Regions from separate parts of the Homo sapiens genome. Here region 2 is linked to region 1. A link is a loop called in an ENCODE intact Hi-C map of the cell type or tissue named here. Cell type or tissue: MCF 10A. All regions are shown on one strand. Links, peaks and the distances in the headings refer to the core of each region. The heading gives the core; the rest is flanking DNA.

What was found. Peaks named below come from ENCODE experiments on the same cell type or tissue, not always from the same donor. Only the 100,000 strongest peaks of a DNase experiment are listed, where the experiment ranks them.
Region 2: a loop joins it to region 1, with 2.3 times the contacts of the local background. A loop is called at or near these places in 12 of 110 quality-filtered maps.

What each region holds. Positions count from the first base shown.
Region 1 is chr11:102,110,812-102,113,717 of GRCh38, forward strand. YAP1 (Yes1 associated transcriptional regulator) reads left to right here. Exons shown (of 9, transcript NM_001130145.3): 1 at 1-358. The coding sequence starts at 38. Among named protein-coding and RNA genes, the nearest start is that of YAP1-DT, 1.8 kb to the left of the region's middle. In MCF 10A, for the core only: no CTCF peak of the experiment used is centred there; DNase peaks (open chromatin) are centred at 690 and 1,340.
Region 2 is chr11:102,046,005-102,048,910 of GRCh38, forward strand. It overlaps CFAP300 (cilia and flagella associated protein 300), which reads left to right and starts at 1,433. Exons shown (of 7, transcript NM_032930.3): 1 at 1,433-1,576; 2 at 1,811-1,892. The coding sequence starts at 1,467. In MCF 10A, for the core only: no CTCF peak of the experiment used is centred there; a DNase peak (open chromatin) is centred at 1,417.

The sequences.
Region 1 (2,906 bases), core at 5-2,504:
CTGGGTCAGGGGGTGCGCGTCGGGGGAGGCAGAAGCCATGGATCCCGGGCAGCAGCCGCCGCCTCAACCGGCCCCCCAGGGCCAAGGGCAGCCGCCTTCGCAGCCCCCGCAGGGGCAGGGCCCGCCGTCCGGACCCGGGCAACCGGCACCCGCGGCGACCCAGGCGGCGCCGCAGGCACCCCCCGCCGGGCATCAGATCGTGCACGTCCGCGGGGACTCGGAGACCGACCTGGAGGCGCTCTTCAACGCCGTCATGAACCCCAAGACGGCCAACGTGCCCCAGACCGTGCCCATGAGGCTCCGGAAGCTGCCCGACTCCTTCTTCAAGCCGCCGGAGCCCAAATCCCACTCCCGACAGGTAACCTCGTTGCCCCTCTCCCCGTTTCCCCGTCGGGCGGGCCTCAGACCGGGGGGGCGCTCGGGAGCCGCGGCCGCCAGCTCTGGTCAGGGGAGGGGGGTTGCGGGAACTCTAGCTGGGGTGGGGGTCCCGAGGCGAAGTGGAACTGGAGTCGTCCACTCCGCCGCGGTGACCAGCTCCCCACTCCTCCCAGAGTCCGGGGCTGAGATTTGTTTTTCCCTTCTGAGTTTCTCTCTGCGGTTGCAGCCCCGGGGGGCGTGCTTTCCCTCCTTCTTCCTTTCTTTCTTCCCGGGGTTCCCGAGAGGTTGGCGGGAGTGGAGGAGGGGTGGGGAGGAAGGAAGGGGGTGGGGAAAAGTCGGGCCTGGGCCGCGGTGGGCTTGCACAATGCGCGCGCCTCCGCGCGCTCCGCACCTTCGCTCCCGCCGGGCCGGGCTGGGAAAGGGGGAGGGGGGCCTCTGGCATTTGTGTGTGGGTGTGTTGCCAGCGGCGGCCGAGTTTGTGAAGTTGAGCCCTGGGCCCCTTTCCTTTGCGGCCTCTCGGTCCACTTCAGTCTCCTGGGGGAGTCAAATAATTGTTCTCTTGTTTTCCAGTGTTGATTAGAGGTGGGGGTAGAACCGGTCCATTTAGTTTTTTGCTCTTTCTTTCCTTCCCCCCTCCCGTTTCCCCTCCCCCTCCCGTAAGCATTTATTTTCCTCGCGGCTCAGGCGATTTCGGAATACAGGTTTCGGGCTTCCCCTGCCCAGACTTTCCTGGAAGTTGTTTATGGAGTTCTTTCACCCCTGCTCTTCCCTTGTGTGTTGGAACTTGGGCCGGCTTGCTCTTATCAAACTTAGTAGGTCGCGTGTTGGTTTCCCAGTTGTAGACTATTATTTACAGTCGGCTGAAACGCTTTTGAATTAGCCACATCTGTACGTTGCGCAGGAACTGAGTTGCGCTTTACAGTACCGAGGTTTTAACACAAGCCTTTGATAATACACTGCAGGTTGACTCATAGGCCAAGTCCTGCCTAGTTCAACTGTGATTAAAAGTTAATGTTTGGGAAGCGATGACTAATTCTAGGATCGCCATTGCTTTTTAATTCTTATTGCGGATATGAACATGGCTGCTATTCCACATACACAATGTTCGATTATTGTGCCAACTTGATTCAGCATAGAAGTGAAACTGTTTATAATGAGTGTTAACATTCCAATAGGTCCCAGTGGATTTGTTTTGTGTAGGGTTCTCTCTTTTTCTTTCTTTTTTATTTCTTCTTCTTTTTTTTTTTTTTTTTTTTTGAGAACTTGCTTCAGGCTAAACTTCAGCATAGGAACTTTGCCCAAAAGTTAATAGGTTTTCCAAATACTGCAATGTAGTTAGCCCACTCGGGATGTAACTTGAGTGGAAAGAAGAGTTACCGCCCCCACTCCCATTCCCTCTCCTATTTGCAGGCCTGTTGTATAGTCTCCTGTCGGAGACCAAAGGGTTTTGGAACTCAGAAAAAATCACTTAACCTGATGACAAAAACCCGGGTTAAGGAGGAGGAAAGAAGGAAAAACAATTTAGCTGCTTGCCTAAACACTTCAATTTGTCTTAGGTATGCTTTTTTCTCTTACCCCTCGAAGTGGGTTTATGGACTCATTGTGGGTAAATGTATGTTGGCATGCACCCTACAGACTGCACGGTATGTTTTCAAAGTATAATACACATAGATTGGATCCCCCATTTTGTGGCATCAGCCACAAAGAATTACAACTGGGAAGTGTACTTTTTCTTCTAGTAAATAATTTTTACAAGAATTTATATCCAGCAGTTCTAAAATTCATAAACTATTATAGTTTTGTTTGTTTTAAATAAGTTTTTAACTAAGTGTTTTGCATCTGTAAATTCGACTTTTATTTCTCCTAATGATTTCCTAAATCATACTTATTCTGATGGGAAACTCAAAAAGGTGTATCACTTTAAGGCATTAATGACTCTACTGAGTCCTTCCAGTTTCCTTACCTTTGTGAATCTAGGAAATTCTAACTTTTTGATAATCAAACTCTAATGCTAATTAAAAATATTTTAAAAACTATGCAAGATTATGAATAGTACAAATCTAGGTTGTAAATACTATTGTTCACAACACAAACTGGTGACTGTAAGTTCTTTCATATACATCCATTTTTCTATCATGAAAACTATTTTATAAAGGAGAAAACAGGCATATGGAAGTTAAGATACTTGTTCAGTGTCACACTAGCCAACTTAGACTGGAACTCAGATCTTTGGGGTCTGAATGCAGAATTTTTTCTGCTTGTATAGAGTTGTGGATGTGTGTGAGTTCTTAAGTTAAAATTGGACTGATAACATCTTTATCTTCTACATACAAAGATATAGTTGGGTTTTTTTCATCCTGTTCATTGTAGATGGCTTTTAAGAACATTTGGGCAGTTCAAATTTGTTGCTCTCATTAAAATTTGTGTAATTTGTTATGATTTCTTTATTGATGGCATTTTATCATGGTTGGAATAAATGACGAGGGCTTGATTTTTCTTGAGTTTGACCTAGAAAAAAAATTAATTAC
Region 2 (2,906 bases), core at 249-2,748, 65 kb before region 1:
TAATACAAACTCCCTAGAATGGCTAAAATTTTAAAAGACTGGCAATACTATGTGTTGGCAAGGATGTTGAACAACGGGAAATCTCATTCATTGCTGGTTGGGATGTAAACTGATCTTTAGAAAACTTTTTGACAGTATGTAGTAAAGCTAGACATACTTATGCCATGTAACTGAGCAATTCCAATCCTGGATGTATTTCCAACAGAAATGGTGCATAAGTCCATCTAAAGGCATACACAGGAATGTTCATAGCTGCTTTCATAACAACCTCAAAGAGGAAACAGCCCAAAAGGATAAACTGTAGTATAGTCAAGTAACAGAATACTAAACATCAATGAAAAGGAATAATCTATCTCTCTCTCCCTCTGTTTCTCTTTTTTGTCTTTGTTCCCTGTCTCTTCTTCTGCTAATGCTGTTAAAAAATAATCAAGTTCTTAAGGGCTAGGGGAAAAGGAGAGAAAGCAACGAGATGGAAAAGAACTATCCCTCCATTCTGAAGTCCAAATGCACTGCTATAAGGCAAAAATAAAAACCATAGAAACAGGCCGGGTGCGGTGGCTCAAGCCTGTAATCCCAACACCTTGGGAGGCCGAGGCGGGCGGATCACTCGAGGTCAGGAGTTCGAGACCAGCCTGGCCAACATGGGGAAACCCTGTCTCTACTAAAAATACAAAAACTTAGCCTGTAATCCCAGGTACTCAGGATGCTGAAGCAGGAGAATCACTTGAATCCGGGAGGCGGAGGTTGCAGTGAGCCGAGATCGCGCCACTGCACTCCAGCCTGAGCAACAGAGCGAGACTCCATCTCAAAAAAAAAAAAAAGTAGAAACGAAGATAATTTTCAATAGAAAATAAGAAAAGTGTGTTTTCTATTAAACAGCACGCATACCAGAACAAAAGTGGTCTAAAAAACAAAAATAAATAAACAGCATGTTGTAATGTACTGTGTATGGAAACATTTTTTTTTTTTTTTTGGCCTTCAAGTGTACATTTTAAGGAAAAAAAAAAAAAAACAGATGGTAAAACAGAATAGTTTCCTAAGTAGTCACATAGACATTTGTCTTCCAAAATAGATAAACCTAATTAATTCAGAATAATCTTTTCTTCAGAAACGTTTGAGTCATCAAACGTAGATAACTGTAAATCTGAGGTTATAGCTCTTGAGACTAGAATATTAACCCATGCTGAGTAATTATTATTAAAAGTTAATGTCAACAAGTATCGATTGGCAATTTGTCTCCATCCCCGACCCCTAGTTTCCCTAACCGCCAAGCCCGGGGTTGGGGAGTGGAGTGGCACAAGCTCCTGGGAAAGACAGGCTAACCTCCCTCCCTGCACCCGCGGCGGCAAGGCCGGAACTCCTGGGTCCCTAGAGACGTGTGGCCCCGCCCCCGCAGCGTCGCTCCGACACGACGGCCGCCGCGTCTCCATGGAAACGGCCCAGGCATCCACCCAGCCGAGAGCACGATGGCTACTGGGGAGCTCGGGGACTTGGGTGGCTACTACTTCAGGTTCTTGCCTCAGAAAACCTTCCAGTCTCTGAGCTCTAAGGAGATCACCAGCCGGCTCCGCCAGTGGTGAGGAACCGAGGCACAGGGAGAGAAGAGGCCCTTGGTCTTCGCGGCTGTGGAGGCGCAGGCCGGGCGTCGAGGGGCCCGCGCGGGTCGGCGCCATTCTGAGTGAACCCTGAGGCTTCCTGAGTGAACCCCGAACCACCCGGGAAGGGCGGATGCTGTGGGTGGGATCGGTTATCGGTGCGCTCTGAGAGGGTGCCAGCCCCCAGATGATTTCTTTTTCCTCCTCTGCCCCAGGTCCATGCTGGGCAGAATCAAGGCGCAGGCGTTCGGCTTTGACCAGACCTTTCAGTCCTATCGGAAGGATGATTTCGTTATGGTTAGTATGGGGGTCGGAGAGTTCCCTGGGTCTCTGCGGATTTTTAAACTTCCCCCCAAGTTGGCATAGATTCTTGTGAACACGCTATTCCTTACTGACGTCGTTTTCTTGGCGTTTGGGAGTAATAAAAGGTGCAAATGATTTTTTTAAAGGAACTTTTACGTTTCGAATCAGTCATCATAAATTTGTTTGCCATTTAGTTCATTCTTTCTCTACTTTCAGCATCTTGTATCTTGCCTCGGGGAACTTTGCAGTTCTGGAAGATCGCGCGCTCTCTAGAAGATTAGTTTCTCCCTTTGTTTATTTTTGTTTCATTTTATTTTGTTTTATTTTATTTTATTTACTTATTTTTTGAAACAGGGTCTTTCTCTGTCACCCAGGCTGAATAAAGTGCAGTAGCACCATCTCAGCTCACTGCAGCCTGGACCTCCCGGGCTCAAGCTTCCTGAATAGCTGGGACTACAGGTGCAGGCCACCACGTCCAGCTAATTAAAAAAAATTTTTTTAGAGGCAGAGTCTCACTATGTTACCCAGGCTAGTCTTGAATCCCCGGGCTCCCAAAGTGCTGGGGAGTACAGGCGAGCCACCACCCCCAGCCTCTCTTTTTCAATAGGCACATCTCATTTTAAAATATTTTAAATATTATCACACAGCTTTATCGCCGCTTTATTTACTAGCTCCAAATTACTTTCGATTTTTTTCTCAACATCACACCCACTCTGAGAACTGGGCTTCAGGCTCTACCAACAGTTCCAAATGAGGAATTCCCCCAAAAAAGTATGAAGCCGTAGCACAGTGATTTGAATAAGTCTTTTGACTACTAGAGGTGACTACTTTGAGAGAGGTAAAACTCACTTGAAAGTTTAAGTTTTGGTGTGTTTGTTAAAATTTAGTCCATTATTTTCAATCCTGTTTTTTTTTTCTCCTCAATCAAATGGAAAATACTGTTACAGTTTATGAAGTTATCTTCATTCTCTGCCATTCATGTCCTTCATGCATTGACTGTAGTTTATA